Linked DNA regions of Homo sapiens: region 1 is linked to region 2. Evidence: chromatin loops called from intact Hi-C (ENCODE). Cell type or tissue: dorsolateral prefrontal cortex. All regions are shown on one strand. Links, peaks and the distances in the headings refer to the core of each region. The heading gives the core; the rest is flanking DNA.

Region 1 (8,341 bases), core at 102-8,101, 100 kb before region 2:
AGCTGGTGGACTAATGTTTCTTTTTTCTAGATTGTTATCATCTTGGTTTTCCGATGTTCCCTGGAAGCTATTTTGGAAACAACAACAGCAGCCTGGCCTAGGTCCTGCCAGCTCCCAGCACAGATGAGTCTGTGGTCTAATCCACACTGAGATTATTCCCAAGAACCAGGCCATGATTCTGCGATATTCTGGCAGAGCGAGGAGAACAGGACCAGGCTCACTGCAGCCCACGTGCATTCCTCCCTGAGGCACCAGCTTCCTGGCTTGCCACTGTGTATATTCCATGGAAAAAAAACAAGACAGTAAGGTGGAAAACAAAAAGTGACGGTGGATTGGTGCCAAAAGAAAAACGATGCTTTCTCGGCCGGGCGCGGTGGCTCACGCCTGTAATCCCAGCACTTTGGGAGGCCGAGGCGGGCGGATCACGAAGTCAGGAGATTGAGACCATCCTGGCTAACATGGTGAAACCCCGTCTCTACTAAAAATACAAAAAATTAGCCAGGCGTGATGGCGGGCACCTGTAGTCCCAGCTACTCGGGAGGCTGAGGCAGGAGAATGGCATGAACCCGGGAGGTGGAGCTTGCAGTGAGCTGTGATGGCGCCACTGCACTCCAGCCTGGGCGACAGACCAAGACTCTGTCCCCCAAAAAAAAAAAAAAAAAAAAAAAAGAAGAAGAAGAAAAGAAAAAAAAGAAAAACAATGCTTTCTCAAACACCGCTTTTTCAAAGGAAGGCATCACACCCCAGCAGTGATTTCATCCTCTCTTTATAATTTTCATATTCAAAGGCGAGGAACGACTAAATGTTAACTCTGGCTGTCCAGTGTGCTCATAACATTCAAGACAATTGGATCTAGCTGGAAAAAAAAATTATCCTTCAGATTAATTTTTCTAAACGTGCAACTGTGTCCCTCCAAGCAAAGAGACAAGAAGCTCATTTGCTGCTGAGGGATGAACATGGAGTTTCTTGCAGGGGTTCTTGGATGATATTGGTAAATACCATCTAAAGTCATTGTATTAGATACTCATCTTGGAGGTTTCCCCTGGCTACAATTTTCCAAGTGGAGTTTGACTCATAAATCCTTTCAGCAGCCAGCTCTAAGCTGGCCACCTTTCACTCCCCTGGAGAAGAGAACCCCTCCTTAGAAGTAAGCAGTGCCTAAATGGCTGGAGTACATACCTCGAAGCAAGCCTCTTTCATTCTAACAAGGACCAGAGCCAGTGCGGAATGTCTGCTGAACTGGGCTGGAGAGTCAAAAGGAATGAGATGGCCTAGGGTGCTGCTTGTGAGACATGGATGTTTTCCTTCTTCAGCAAGAAGTCAAGCTCTTACCTGCTAGAGACTCCATCATCTTAGGCTGCCAACTGCTAGCTCTGAAGGTGCTTTGTCCCTCTAGTCTCTCTGTGAGCCCAGACTCAACTCCCTTGCTTCTTTTAGGACTATGTGGGTTATCACAAAGTTGAGACACACTCTAACTCTGTCTTCTTTCCTTGCCAAGTGAGAGCATGTCCTATCCTGACAACCTAGTTTAGTCATTTGCTCAATGAAACCTTTGTAGAACAATGACATGTATAAAATGACATTAAATAAATGTCTAATGACATCAGATAGTCCAGTCATCCTAGAGTTTAATTCTTCAGATTTCAACTCACCCTAAAAAATATTGCATCTCTGTGCTTAATAATATGAGCACTTACACAAGTTAAAACAAGGTTTCTCAGCTTCAGGACAGGTGGTGTGCAGTCTTTGCTTTGGTTAAGACAACATCAGGGAGAACTCCCAAAAACAGAGTTAGTGATGAAGGAAACGTTGGGTTTGACATTCTAAAAATAATGCAATTTCAGCTTGCATTTACTGAGCATTTGTTGTATGTCATACACTGTGCTAAGTATTTTCTAAGAATTATCTCCTGCAACTCTCACAACCACCTCAGGAATTGTTCAAATTTTAGGAATTACAAAATGAATTTCAGAGGTTATATTGCTTGTCTAAAGTCAGGCAGTTAGTAAGTACTGGAGGCTGTTCAACTCAGGCAGTGTGTCTCCTGTTGTGCTTCTCCTAACACAATACTCCATTGCTCCCCCAAATACAGTGATGCCTCTTCCCTCCCAGTGTCCTCAACCAGCCTTAAATGTGCTCATGGCCACACTGGGTTAAGAGGAGATGAGAATATATGCAAAACTGTTAAATGTTAGACACATTTGAAATAGTGAAGAAAATGCTACATGATAAAGACCTCCTAATTTTAAAAGACTGACTCAATCCTCCTTTTTTCTGGATTGTAGACTATAAAGCTCACTGTAGAGAACTGAACAGCTTCCCTGAAATAAAATAATGATATCTCCCTACTCCATCCCTTCTACAAACAGTAACTGCAGTGATAGCAGCCACAAAAAGATCAGGCTGGGCCCAAGACTTCCCCAGAGTTTTTTGCTTTACCTGCTGTAGATGAGGCACTCTCGGTTATTGATGACTTTATCCGATTTGTACCTCCGGAGGTCTTCCCAAGCGTCCTTGATGGCAGTGACTGCCAGGATAACACAGATTGGTATCATGCTCACCTCAGGCTGGAAAGCATTGACCACAGGGATAAAATTCAGAACCGCAATGCCCACAAAATAGAGATTGGCAAACCGGTGTAGCTGCTCAAAAATGTTTTTGGGGACGAAGGACAACACGGTGTACTTGCTGGTCTTGATTTGATTCCCACGATGATGTCTGTTGGGGTTCTCTTTGTGAGACCATCCTTCAAAGAGCAAGTTAGAGACCACTACTCGCTTCTTGTCTTCTTTTCTTTTCCACCTTTTCCTCCCTTCCTTTTTCATCTCTGCTCAATGTTGTCTTTTTAATTCTCATAATTTAATTTTCATCTTTTACTTGCCTTCTTTGCTGAAAATTTTTCTCTCTTCTTTCAGAAGGATACTAAAAATGAAAAGCCAGGCTGCAAACCCCAGGGGAGAAACATGACAAGGAAAGAGCCTGCAGAGAACAGGTGTGTATCCACCAGGCCACTTCCTTCTACTTGTTTGAGACTCCACCTGTTGGAATGTAGACGTCACCTACAGGTGTCTTCCTTTTCCACCCTGGGCAGCCAAGAACAGGTGTACCAACTCTGGGTCCTAAAACCTACCTGGTTCTAAAAGCAAGAATTTTCAACCCAAGCAACTGAGGCTTTAAAATGGCAGACATTTTCTTGGTTTGGGAGACACTGCCTGACATCCTCCAAAGAGTTTCTCCTGAACTTAGTCTCCCAAGATAATCCAGCCATCCTAGAGTTTAATTCTTAAGCTTTCAACTCACCTTTAATAATACTGCATCTGTGTGCTTAATAATATGAGTGCTTATACAACTTAAACAAGTTTTCTCAGCCTCAGCACTATTGACATTTTGACTGGTTAATAATTGTTCCCCGGTGGTGTCCTGTGTATCGTAGGCTATTTAGCAGAACCCCCGGATTTTACCCACTAGATGTCAGTAGTACCCCCTACTCCCAGTATGACAACCAAAAATGTCTTCAGACATTACTAAATGCCCACTAGGGGTCGAAATCACCCCCCCTTGAGAATCAGTGAATTAAATAATTTAGGAAAATAAAATCGAAGAAAAGAGACTCATCCTGAGGCTATGCTGATGAGTTTGCCTAACCCATTTGCAAGAGAGAACACAGGGATGGTTTTTCTTACCTTTCATAAATTCGAATGTTGGAGCAGTTTATTGCTTTATCAAAGCGGTGTCTCTTGAAGTCCTCCATGCCATCCTTGATCATGATGACGAACAGGACAATGGCCAATGGTAACATGGTGATTTCTCTGTGGAAGACTTCCATGGAGGGCATCCAGTTCAAAATCACCAGGAACAGGAAATAGAGGTTAGCCCATCTGGAGGGGCAAGCGAAGTGTGAATAAACACTATGGAGAAGAAAAATGTACTTTCTCCCCCATTTCTTCCCTACTGTTTGGCCTTGATCAATTAAACCTTCTCTTTCAGTATCACCTCAAACATTATGGTAATGGATTTGAAGCCAAACCCATCTAGATGTATTTATTATTTCCATAGATTATTGGGGAACAGGTGGTGTTTGGTTACATGAGTAAGTTCTTTAGTGGTGATTTGTGAGATTTTGGTGCATCCATCACCCGAGCAGTATACTCTGCACCCAATTTGTAGTCTTTTATTCCTCTCCCCTTCTCACCCTTTCCCCCTAAGTCCCCAAAGTTTGTTTTGTCATGCTTATGGATGAGACTGGAGATGATTATTCTCAGGAATGGAAAACCATCTAGATTTAAATTCTGTTCCTGTTATTTACTCGTTGTGTGATTTTTTTGAGCTTATTTCCTCTTGCACAAAATGGGGATAGTATTATGGACTTTAAAGGGGTCCCATAAATATTACATGATTTATAATATTTGCATGATATACAGCAGAGGGCTCTGGAGCATAGCAGTTGCTCAGTAAATGGTCACTTATAATAATAATTACAATATTGAGGGTGATATATAAGCACATATTTTAACTTTTAATTTAAAATGATCTCATACATTATCTCAAAAGAGTTGCTGATGTTTTCAAGTTTTCCACGTGCATCTTGCTCTCTCTTGCCACAGTGCCTTTGCATGTACAGGTCTGTCTGCAGGAACATTCTGCTGACTTCTGTCCATCCCTTTTCACTCAGGTAATGCAGTCTCTCTTTCATGTTGTACTTCAATTCCCTGACTTTCTTAACTAGGCCAAGATTTCCTTATTATTCACTATAATAGCACCATATACCTCTCCTTAGAAGTATCTATTGTAGTTACAACTTTATATCAATTTATATAATTAAAAAACTAATGTCTGTCTCTTTTACTAGACAATATATTCAATAAGGACAGTATCTCTCTGCCTCTCCATTTTTTTTATGTATCTCTAGCTCCCAGCTTATGGCCTGAGACAGCATAGAACCTGACAAATATTTGTTGAATGAAAGAATGAATGAAAAAACTTCTTAAGACAAATGCATTTGGATATTAAAGGAAAGGTGGCCCCCAGAGGGTAGCATCTCTGAGTTTATCTAAGTGGTAAATACTTGTTTAAAATATGTATTGGTGGCCGGGTGTGGTGGCTCACTCCTGTAATCCCATCTCTTTGGGAGGTTGAGGCAGGCGGATCACTGGAGCCCAGGAGTTAGAGACCAGCTTGGGCAACGTGGCAAAACCCCATATCTACATAAAAGTACAAAAATTTGCCGGGCATGGTGGTGCACGCCTGTGGTCCCAGCTATTTGGGAGGCTGAGGTGGGAGATTCCCTTGAACCCAGGAGGTGAAGGTTGCAGTGAGCCGAGATTGCACGACTATACTCCAGCCTGGGGAACAGAATGAGACTCTTTCTCTAAAAAGAGTATTGTTCAGACAAGTGGATCTCTACCTATGAAATTGCTCAAAGAGATTCCGGGGCAGGAAGGTGAAGAGGGTGTATTTGGTTGTGCAGGTTCTGTTGCCAGGGTATCTCCTGGAGACCTCTTCCCAATCTTGATGGAATATGCTGTTGTTGGGGAACACGACCCGCTGCTGTGTCAAGTTGTAGCTCTGTCTCCCTTTCTCTGGAGAGAGCAGCGGTGTGGTTTCCGATGGACAATGGGGGAAGCCATCTCTGACTCTCCACTGCCACCGATGCCACGATGAGTCCACTGAGAGGGCCATTTCCAGCAGCAGGCGAAGATCTGAAAACAGACACAGGAGGAGCTATGTTTAGGAGAAACGTGCAGCATGTTGGCCTGTTCATTTCTCCCCCATCCATGCAGGGTAGACACTGAAAGTAGTCTTAACCCACACTTTGACCTACTTCCTTGTAACTAAAGGTCACTAGATCCTGACCATTTGCTTCCCTGTTGTTCCTAAAGATAGGATTTCTGACATTAGAGTCATAAGGATTTTGTTTAAGATTGAGTATCTGAGGTTAGAATCCCTATGTTCTAGGGTGACACACTAAACAAATAATCACATAAATAACATGCTCCTAACACTGGAATACGTGCCATGGGAGCATTGAAGTGGGTGGGACGTGCTTTTGGCCTAATTGGGGCTGTCAGGGATAGCTAAAGTGTGGCTTGCTGGGCTATGACCCTGCAGGTCAGAAGACTAGCTCTGGTTCAGTCCTAGTGGGGAGCTGTTCCTTCACCTTCAACTGATCTCCAGCTTCCTCACTGTGAAATCAGGAACACTATTCTTTCTATACTTATTCCACAAGATTTTTGTGAGGAACAAATTGGATAGTACAGAAAAATATATTGGGACACATCTTAAAACAAAGGAAAAGGTACCTATTCTTTAGGTTTTCTTTGGCGCTAACATTTTCTGATTCTGATGACATTTTCCAGAAACTCACCTGTGGCCGGAACCTCAAAGGAGAGTGATAAGTAGAATAGATGGGAGAGGTTCTTTCCTAGGAAATTTGTCCATGAGGTGACTGGGCTGTGCTACTGTCCAGTCAGCTGGCTTTTCTTAATCTAGATGGCTGGAGTTGGGGATAGGGGATCCCTTTTCTTTTTCTCCACTCCATTTGGTGGTTTCTGAAACCAAGTACTTGATTAAGCAGATGGTCTGCCCAGGTGGCAAAGAAATGCTGCTTTACAGCACATCAAAAAGCTTGTCCACCACCATCGAGTCAGCTTCATCCCTGGGATGCAAGGCTGGTTCAACATACACAAATCAATAAACGTAATTCATCACATAAACAGACACCATGACAAAAACCATATGATTACCTCAATAGATGCAGAAAAGGCCTTTGATAAAATTCAACACCCTTCATGCTAAAAACTCTCAATAAACTAGGTATTGATGGAAAGTATCTCGAAATAATAAGAGCCATTTATTACAAACCCACAACCAATATCATACTGAATGGAAAAAGCTGGAAGCATTCCCTTTGGAAACCAGCACAAGACAAGGATGCCCTCTCTTACCACTCCTGTTCAACATAGTGTTGGAAATTCTGTCCAGGGCAATCAGGCAAGAGAAAGAAATAAAGGTATTCGAATAGGAAGAGAGAGAGTCAAATGGTCTATGTTTGCAGATGACATGATTGTATATTTAGAAAACCCCATATTCTCAGCCCCAAATCTCCCTAAGCTGATAAGCAACTTCAGCAAAATCTCAGGATACAAAATCAATGTGCAAAAATCACAAGCATTCCTACATAGCAATAATAGACAAACAGAGAGCCAAATCATGAGTGAACTCCCCTTCACAAATGCTACAAAGAGAATAAAATACCTAGGAATACAACTTACAAGGGATGTGAGGGACCACTTCAAAGAGAACTACAAACCACTGGTCACACAAATGGAAAAACATTCCATGATCATGGATAGGAAAAATCAATATCGTGAAAATGGCCATACTGCCCAAAGTAATTTATAGATTCAATGCTATACCCATCAAGCTACCATTGACTTTCTTCACAGAATTTGAAAAAACTACTTTAAATTTCATATGTAACCAAAAAAGAGCCCATATAGCCAAGGCAATCCTAAGCAAAAAAAGCAAAGCTGGAGGCATCATGCTACCTGACTTCAAACTATACTACAAGGCTACAGTAACCAAAACAGCATGATACTGGTACCAAAACAGAGATATAGACCAATGGAACAGAACAGAGGACTCAGAAATAATGCCACACATCTACAACCATCTGATCTTTGACAAACCTGACAAAAACGAGCAATGGGGAAAGGATTCCTTATTTAATAAATGGTGCTGGGAAAGCTGACTAGCCATATGCAGAAACTGAAACTGGACACCTTCCTTACACATTATACAAAAATTAACTCAAGATGGATTAAAGATTTAAAGGTAAGACCCAAAACCATAAAAACCCTAGAAGAAAACCTAGGCAAAACCATTCAGGACATAGGCATGGGCAAAGACTTCATGACTAAAACACCAAAAGCAATGGCAACAAAAGCCAAAATTGACAAATGGGATCTAATTAAACTAAAGAGCTTCTGCACAGCAAAAGAAACTATCATCAGGGTGAACAGGAAACCTACAGAATGGGAGAAAATTTTTGCAATCTATGCATCTGACAAAGGGCTAATATCCAGAATCTACAAAGAATTTAAACAAATTTCCAAGAAAAAACCAACAATCCCATCAAAAAGTGGGCAAAGGACATGAACAGACACTTCTCAAAAGACGACATTTATGTGGCCAACAAACATATGAAAAAAAGGTCATCATCACTAGTTGTTAGAGAAATGCAAATCAAAACCACAATGAGATACCATCTCAAGCCAGTTAGAATGGTGATCATTAAAAAGTCAGGAAACAACAGATACTGGAGAGGATATGGAGTAATAAG
Region 2 (8,341 bases), core at 102-8,101:
CAAAAAATGACATGTACATACACACACACACAAACTACAAAGGAAAGATATCTATAATATTGAGTTCACAAAGCGGGTTTGAGAATAGCTTGTATAAAAGGATCTCACTATGTAACATTGTATTCATATGTGTTATGTGTTTATACATAACAGGTATTTCCATTATATAGAAGTATATATACACATATATTACAAATTACATATACACATGTAAGTTGTATGCCTCCTCCAGGAGAACTTTTTAATTCAAAGGAAATTTTTTATTTTCTTCCATAAGTTATTGTGGTACAGTTTGGTTACATAAGTTCTTTAGTGGTGATTTGTGAGATTTTGGTGCACCCATCACCCAAGCAGTATACGCTGCACCATATTTGTAGTCTTATCCCTTGTCCCCCTTCCACTCTTCACCCCAAGTCCCCAAAGTCCATTGTATCATTCTTATGCCTTCGTGTCCTCATAGCTTAGCTCCCACATATCAGTGAGAACATACGACGTTTGGTTTCCAATTCCTGAGTTACTTCACTTAGACTAATAGTCTCCAGTGTCATCCAGGTCACTGCAAATGCTGTTAATTCATTCCTTTTTATAGCTGAGTAGTATTTCATCATATATATATATATGTGATGGATATATCTATCCATGGATATATCCATGGATAGATATATCCATCACATATATATATATATATCATATATATATTCCATCATATATATGATCGATATATATCATATATATACTATATATATGGGTGATATATATGGTTGATATATATATCATATATATATGATACACACACACACACACACACACACACACACACACATACACACACACACCACAGTTTCTTCATCCACTCACTGATTGATGGGCATTTGGGTTGGTTCCATGATTTTGCAATTGCAAATTGTGCTGCTATAAACGTGTGTGCAAGTATCTTTTTCGTATAATGACTTCTTTTCCTGTGGGTAGATACCTAGTAGTGGGATTGCTGGACCAAATGGTAGTTCTACTTTTAGTTCTTTAAGGAATCTCCACACTGTTTTCCATAGTGGTTGTACTAGTTTACCTTCCCACAAGCAGTGTAGAAGTGTTCCCTGTTCACCGCCTCCAAGCCAACATTTATTGTTTTTTCATTTTTTGATTATGGCCATTCTTGCAGAAGGACTTGCCTCTATGCATATACACATCCTGTGTCCCACTTATCATCGCGGCTCATCAGGGAACTGAAATTGAGGAAAATAATAATAGCTTAATCCACCTTGGCCAGGTAGCATATTTGTACTATAGCTCAAAGCTTCGAAGCCCAAGTGGTGTGGATCTTTGAGGCAGATCAATAAAAGACAGATTTTGAGACAGAAAAGTCTTTCTGAAACTCTTGGATTATTTCCTATAAATGACCAAATATAAGGCCATACACAGCTCACAGGAGACTCTTAAAACTGAATGGTGAGATCTTGCAAAATTATCTTCTTTTGGCTGCACAAAGCAATTGCCTATACTTGAATGGTGGTAAGCAATGCTTGGGACAATGAATTTGAGAGTCCTTTTTAATAGAATGAACTACTGCAGGTAATTTTCAGGCAACAACTCAAATTCTTATCTAAAAAACTAATTTTTAGCTTTTCTTTTCCTGTTGATGCCTTTTCAGGCAGGTGGAGGATTTTCTTAAGCAGTTGGTATCTGCGGAGTTATGCACATCTTTGTGAAGAGCCCAGACAAATTAGAAAGTCAAATTAGCAATGCATATTTAATGTTATTTGTAGTTGTTGTTGTTGTTTTTAAGTTGGCAGTGATGTTTACTCTTTGAGGGGGAGTTTATAATTATGCAAATTGGAGAAACAGTCTGCATATGGTATAATGATAATGCCTTGGGTTTTATATCTAGAGTCTAAGTATTTCTTTCATTTTACCCATGACTAGAGGGGAGGTTAGCCAAGGCTTGTGCCTGCTTTCTCTGCCATGATGGAGTATGTGAGGTCTTAGAACTTGAGTACCTTTATAAGCTTTCCTCTTAGAGGAAGCACTGCTGAGATTTTCATAGTATCATCTTATAGTAGATACTATTGATTGCCTTTACAATCACTATTCTTTCTTCCTTTTTTCTTTCTAATAAGATTTTAGTTTTGTTTATATATCCCCTTTTCTCCACACAACCATGTAGTTCAGGGAATGTGAGTCCCATTCTTAACATCAAGAAGGGACTAACAGTTATTCTAAACCAATCATGGTGGTTCCATTTGCTTTGCTAAGGACTGGTTTAGGCAAGGGTGTGTAACACATTTCTGGCCAATAAATGTGAGAGGAAGTTTGCTGGAGACTGATGAAAGAGACAACCCACTGAAGAGGTCATAATCCAAGTCTTGGTAATATTACTGATTTACTCCATTGACAATCTATGGACCTCTCTTACCTTGGGACTTCTTATGAGGGCCAACAACTTTTTTCTTGTTATTTACGCCACCTTGAATCTGTACTTTCTGTTACTTGCAGCCAATAGCACATCTTAAGTGATATATAATTTGACAGGTCCTATGTTGTCTGGGGAATATATACAATGGAGAAAGTTTAAACCATTTACTTGGCATCTGACATACCAGATCAGCTGACGTTTATTTTACTGGGTTGGAGGAAGAGATAGCGGTGGTGTTTTTTTTGTTCTGTTTTGTTTTGTTTTTTTAATTTAGACTCAGAGGGTACATGTGCAAGTTTATTTCATGGGTATACTGAGTGATGCTGAGGTTTGGGCTTCTAATGACCCCACTGCCCAAGAAGTAAAGATAGTACCTGATAGGTAGATTTCAAGTCTTGTTCCTCTTTCTCCTTCCCTCCTTTTTGAAGTCTCAGTGTTTATTGTTCTCATCTTTGTGTCCATGTGTAAGAAATGGTAGTTTCTCATCTTGGCAGTGGAGAGGAGTTCATTATCTCCACTGAGTGAGATGAATAATAGGAAAAACTACTTACTCTTCACACTGTTGCTTTCATTGAAACAAATGTCACCAGTCGGTTCTGATTCTCTTGTCAAAGGAAGCCTGCACGACACAGGACAGAAAAGAAATACAAAATATACAATCTCATTTTAGTATCAGCAATAATCAAGTATTTTGCCCTTTTCTCTTTAACTGGATGGCTTTAGCTTTAGACACACTTTATAGAGCAAGTGGAATAGATTCCCAGGAAGTTGTTTCAGTAGAAACATTTTATTTCTGCCAGGGAATCAGGTCTGCTACTTTATCTGCCACCATACAGAATGCAAATTATGGTCCCAGAGATCCTCAGCTAAATGCCTAATTGCTCCATGAAATGTGTGCTGGTCCAGCCACTCAGTGCATTTCATCTTTTTTGTCACATTGACTGGTTTCAGAATGGATATGGGATTTCAGACCAATGAAAGTCAGTTCTGAAACTTGTGTTGAAAATGTAGTAGAAGGTCTCTTTCTACTGTATTTGCAATGATGAAGATGGAGACCCAGAGCTGCTGGAAGCCAACATGGGAAATCAAGACTGCAGTTTTGAGTGAGAGGTACCTAGCTTTGATGTTATTTGGACCCCCAGATTTAACTATGATTGAACTTTTCACTTGTGTGAACTATACATACCCTTCTCTGCTTAGGCTAGTTTTTGTTGTTTTCTTAAGCCATTGGGTTTTCTGTTTTTCTTTTTAAAAAAATCCTCACCAATATAGAAAACAGGGCAGTTATCATAATTTTCACTTCATAGAGTATGAAATAGAAGCTCAAGAGAGAGGGCAGGGTGGGAAAATTCAAGACTCCTATTCAACGGCTCCCTCCATTCCATTCTACTGCCTAACTTCTTTCAGTAATTCATTACAGTAACTCATTACAGGAAAGAGTTGACACACTCATTGCTAACTTTACTGACTTTAAACATTTCCACTTTGGAGACAATGAAGTTGTCTTCCACAAGGCTACCAAGGGAGATAATCTATATTATTTTAGCAAGGTAAAGATTATTCACATGCATATGCACACACACATACTCTATAAAAGGCCACGGTAGGTGCTTTAGATTTGGGCAGAAGATCTCCCTATAGGGTCTGTCCAAGATGCAGCCTGGTTCTTGTTGAAGCCCTCACTCTCCAGGGGACAGCTGAACTAAGTCAATGGACAGCCTCGGCCTCCTCAGTCTTGTCCCCCTGATTTTGGTCATCTGCATGACAGCTCTCTGGTGGCCTGTGACTAATCACAAACAAACTCTCCACCCAGCTGACTGACCTGCCTAGGGCCCAGTTCATTCTCAGTGAGTCACTAAACAGAGTTCACAAAGAGAAAGTCCATAGCCCAAATCCTGCTCCTTGAAGGGTTTTGACACAGACACACACACACACACACACACACACACACACACACACACACACATTATTTGAACTACATTCACACATTGAAAATTTTTACTTAAAAAGGGTAGATTTCAAGATTCACATTAAAAAATTCCAAAAGGCTGTCAACATTATTTGCATTCCCACACAAGGACACAAGCTGAATCTGAGTGGTGTCTACAGGGTTCAGGCAGGGCACATTTACTTCGTTCACCGTATTTCCTGATCTGTCCTCCTTTACTCACTTCTGCCACGTACCTGGCTGTGTTTTCAACCCCTGCCCTAACCTTCCTACAACCTGTTATTGTTGGCTAAGCCAACTGAGATGCCACCTTGCCCTCCAGTGGCCGTGTCTGGAAGCAGCCTGGGTCCAGCTAGGTTTCCATCTTAGCCTCCAGTTCCTCCATAAATAAAATGGCACTGCTGTGAGACTTTTTAATTTTCTCTTATCCTTGTTAAATCTTCCAAGTCCTCTGTAGAAAATAGGAATTATTTATTTAAATCAGAAAAATAAGTTAATAAATGCTCTTGTGAAAGTAAAGCTTCCGTGTCCTGCGTGGGGGGCAGGAATTTGGGGAGGCTGTATGGTGGAATCAGCTAGGCACTGGAGGAGGTGTCAGAAGATTGGGACACTCTGTGATCTTTTATACTTTTATTTCTGTCTCTTGACCTTGGTTTCCCTGTCTATCAAATAAGGAAGCCGTGTGTGCTAGATCAGAAGTTATAAACTGGTGGCCCCATAGTCCGTATCCAGCTAATAGACGGTATTATTCCCCCTTATTAATTAGATGCCAACAGCTAAGAAGAACGTTTCAATTAACAATCCAGATTACAGACTTGTTGGAACTGTCTAGCAACAATCACTAATGGTCCAGTGATGGTTAGATGGGGTAAAGTTTTGCCCCTGTCCTCATCTACTTCCTAGAGGTCATACATTCACCTTCACCACCTGTTTTATTTGTTACATTCCCCTTGCCATTATAGGCATTTGCTTTTCCTACTCTCCAGTGAGATGACCTCTAGAAACCCTTTAGCCCTCATTTCTGTGAGTAGAGGCTGGTGCTCTGAGAGTTAGAGACAGACAGTCTGGAGAAGAGGAAAATGTTCTGAGCAAAAAGCTCACCCTGGGACATTCCAGTAAACCTTAATGAATTGCTCCTCCTCCCCACTTGGCCAACAGTTGAAACAGCAAGACGCCCAGGCCTTTGTGAAGGTCCCACTACATGGTTAAACCTAAAAAGGCAACAGCGGATTTTGAAAGTAGAAATATTCTTCCGTTGGGGTTGCTAGCTGAGTCTCTAAGTAATTTGCAATTCAAGTGTCTCTTTGTTTTGTATGAAAATTTGCTGCTATCTGGAAAGTGGGGAAGAGCTAAATTGCATCCTGCTGGTTTTACTTTGGCTGTATCAAAAAAGAAACTGTTAATCTGGTTCCATAATTAACTTTCCTGTTCTAAAAAGGCCCTGGGAGAGAGTCCAGAGGGTGGCTGTCAACTCCCTGCCTCTCTTCTCAATAACTCCTTTCAATAGAATGCCCTGAAAGGAGAATGATTCCAGGTGGGGATTGGTCTTGGTTTTCTAATTTTTCTTCTCCTTTATCACCATCCAACCACTATTTAGTGAATAGCTACAGTGGGTAAGGCACTGTGCTGACTAGTTGTGTGCCTAAGGATAAATAAATCCCTGTGGAGCTGCCAGAGAACATAAGTAAGTTAACTTTCTATCCATCCACCATCCATCCATCCACTCATTCATCCAAAATGAATGAGCAGATGAATATAGAAACAGTTAGGTTTCTATATTATGGCAGACACTGTGCTAGGCATCGGTATGTGATACATACAAAGATGGCTTAATCGACATTCAAAAATTCTAAAGTGGAGAGATGAATTCTGACTAGGGCCTCAATAGTTGGCTTCATGGAGAAGATAGCATTTACATTTACTTTGGCCCCTTGATATTTATGTGCATGCATACATGAGTGCACACACCTCATGTACATGCACCCATACATGTGGATGAAATGCTGGTGAGACAGGCCAATTGATTCAAGTAGAGGCATGTAGGCTGGGAATTCAGTTTGACCATCACCGGGAGACCCCTTTAGCAGTAGAAGTGGGTTTGAACTAACATTAAGTGCTAACAAATTTGAGTACAGCCATGCAACAAGGGATATGTTCTAAGAAATGCATCATTAGGTGATTTTTTTATTGTGTAAACACCATAGAGTGAACTTACACAAACCCAGATGGTAAAGCCTACTCTACGCCTAGGCTGTATGGTCTAACCTACTGTGACTAGACTACAAACCTGTACAGCATGTTACTTTACTAAATACTGTAGGTCATTGTAACAAAATAGTAAGTAGTGTATCTAAACATAGAAAAGTTACAATAAAAACATAGATAAGGTACAATAAAAATATGGTAGTAAAATCTTATGGGACCACTATTGTATCTGTGGTCTGCTGTTGACCGAAATGTCATTTTGTGGCACATGACTGTACTGCTAGGCACTGTGCTAAGCACTTTGCATCTATTATCTTAATGAAATTTCACAATGCCAAGCGTAATTATTGGCTACAGATTACAGACAGGAAACAGACTCAAGGAAGTTCCCAGGGAACACATTGGCAGAATAGATAGTGGAGGTGAGACCTAGGTTCATGTCTCATTCTAAAGCACAAGGTTTAACTTCTAGGCAATATAGCCCAGCAGGGGGTTGGGGATGGGGAACCAAAGGAGGACTTAGGTATCTGTTAACCAATCAAGCAGTCATTCAATCAACAATGTATTCATTCATTCATGCAAATACTGTATATGTTTGCTGAGTATTCTGAAGATTGGGTGTAAAGAAAACAAAATAGGCAAATTCCTTATCCTCTTCGAGCTTCTGTCCCAGGGACCTAACACTGAAGCGCTTCCCTCCTCTACAGTGCACAAAGGAGAAAGTACAATGAGGCCAGAGTTAATCTCCAAGTTGATCCCCCAGAGGACTACTCATTGGCTGACCTTTGCCTAGTTCCACCCAGACAATTTGGATGGTACCCTGTCACCTTATTTTCTTTAAAGGACATTTGTTTTATCTTTTCTCTTCTCTCTGAAATTACTGCCTTGGGTATGATACATGTATTTTCCAATCCTATCCTCAATTGCAACTTGAAAAAAGTTTGTAAAGAAGTTGTTCTTTGCAACCCACTCAAGAAACCTAAGTAATTTTTCAGTGTTGATTAGGCTATTTTAGGTCTGGCTCTGAGGAAAGTTAGAGAGAAACCCTCGTCTTAACCCTGGTTCCCAGTTCACATCTACCTGAGAAAACTACTCCTAGAAGTCACCAAATTCTGCCTTAAACCTAACCCCTGAAACATCTATTAGGTGTCTTTTATGAGTTGGTGCACAACTCCCAAGATATATGAGGTATCGCTCAAAGACACTGCTTTATTCCTGAGAATTAGAACTGGGTAGGAGTCCTGACTGTCAGGGCTATATATAAGTATCAAGGAGAAATTACCCTTTGTGTTATTGCACCTGTAAATGAGGAGGACAGTTGAAACAAGATCATAAGTTGACAAAAGGATGAGGTTGCCAAGGGAACCTTGTATTCTCTGGCAGAATAATGGCTCCCTGAAGATGCCCATGTCCTAATCCCCAGACCTGGGGAATATGTTACATCACATGGCAAAGGGAACTCTGCAAGTGGAATTAAGGTTACAGAGTTTAAGATTCGGAGATGATGCTGGATCATCTGGGTTGGCCCAGTGTAATCACATGAGTCCTTTAAGGTGAAAGAGGCAGGCAGAAGCGCTGATGAGTTACACGATGATGAAAGAAGCAGGAGGAGAGATCTAAAGTGAGAGAGACTGGATCCACTGTTGTTGGTTTGAAGATGGAGGAAGGGGGTCATGAGCCAAGGAACCTGGGCAGCATCTAAAAGCTGGGAATAGACCTCAGGTGAAAGCAAGAAAGGAAATATGGGCCTGCAGTCCTACAACTGCCAAGGAACAAAA

What was found. A loop is a pair of places that touch in the nucleus more often than their neighbours do. Peaks named below come from ENCODE experiments on the same cell type or tissue, not always from the same donor. Only the 100,000 strongest peaks of a DNase experiment are listed, where the experiment ranks them.
Region 1: a loop joins it to region 2, with 2.4 times the contacts of the local background. A loop is called at or near these places in 9 of 110 quality-filtered maps.

The regions. Positions count from the first base shown.
Region 1 is chr5:160,682,396-160,690,736 of GRCh38, forward strand. It overlaps ATP10B (ATPase phospholipid transporting 10B (putative)), which reads right to left. Exons shown (of 26, transcript NM_025153.3): 4 at 6,365-6,548; 5 at 5,405-5,699; 6 at 3,684-3,878. The coding sequence starts at 5,679. Among named protein-coding and RNA genes, the nearest start is that of ATP10B, 170 kb to the right of the region's middle. In dorsolateral prefrontal cortex, for the core only: a CTCF peak has its summit at 3,511 (motif pointing right); no DNase peak of the experiment used is centred there.
Region 2 is chr5:160,782,775-160,791,115 of GRCh38, forward strand. It overlaps ATP10B (ATPase phospholipid transporting 10B (putative)), which reads right to left. Exons shown (of 26, transcript NM_025153.3): 2 at 2,785-3,029. Among named protein-coding and RNA genes, the nearest start is that of ATP10B, 65 kb to the right of the region's middle. In dorsolateral prefrontal cortex, for the core only: a CTCF peak has its summit at 4,686 (motif pointing left); no DNase peak of the experiment used is centred there; H3K4me3 peaks cover 742 bases; H3K27ac peaks cover 1,875 bases.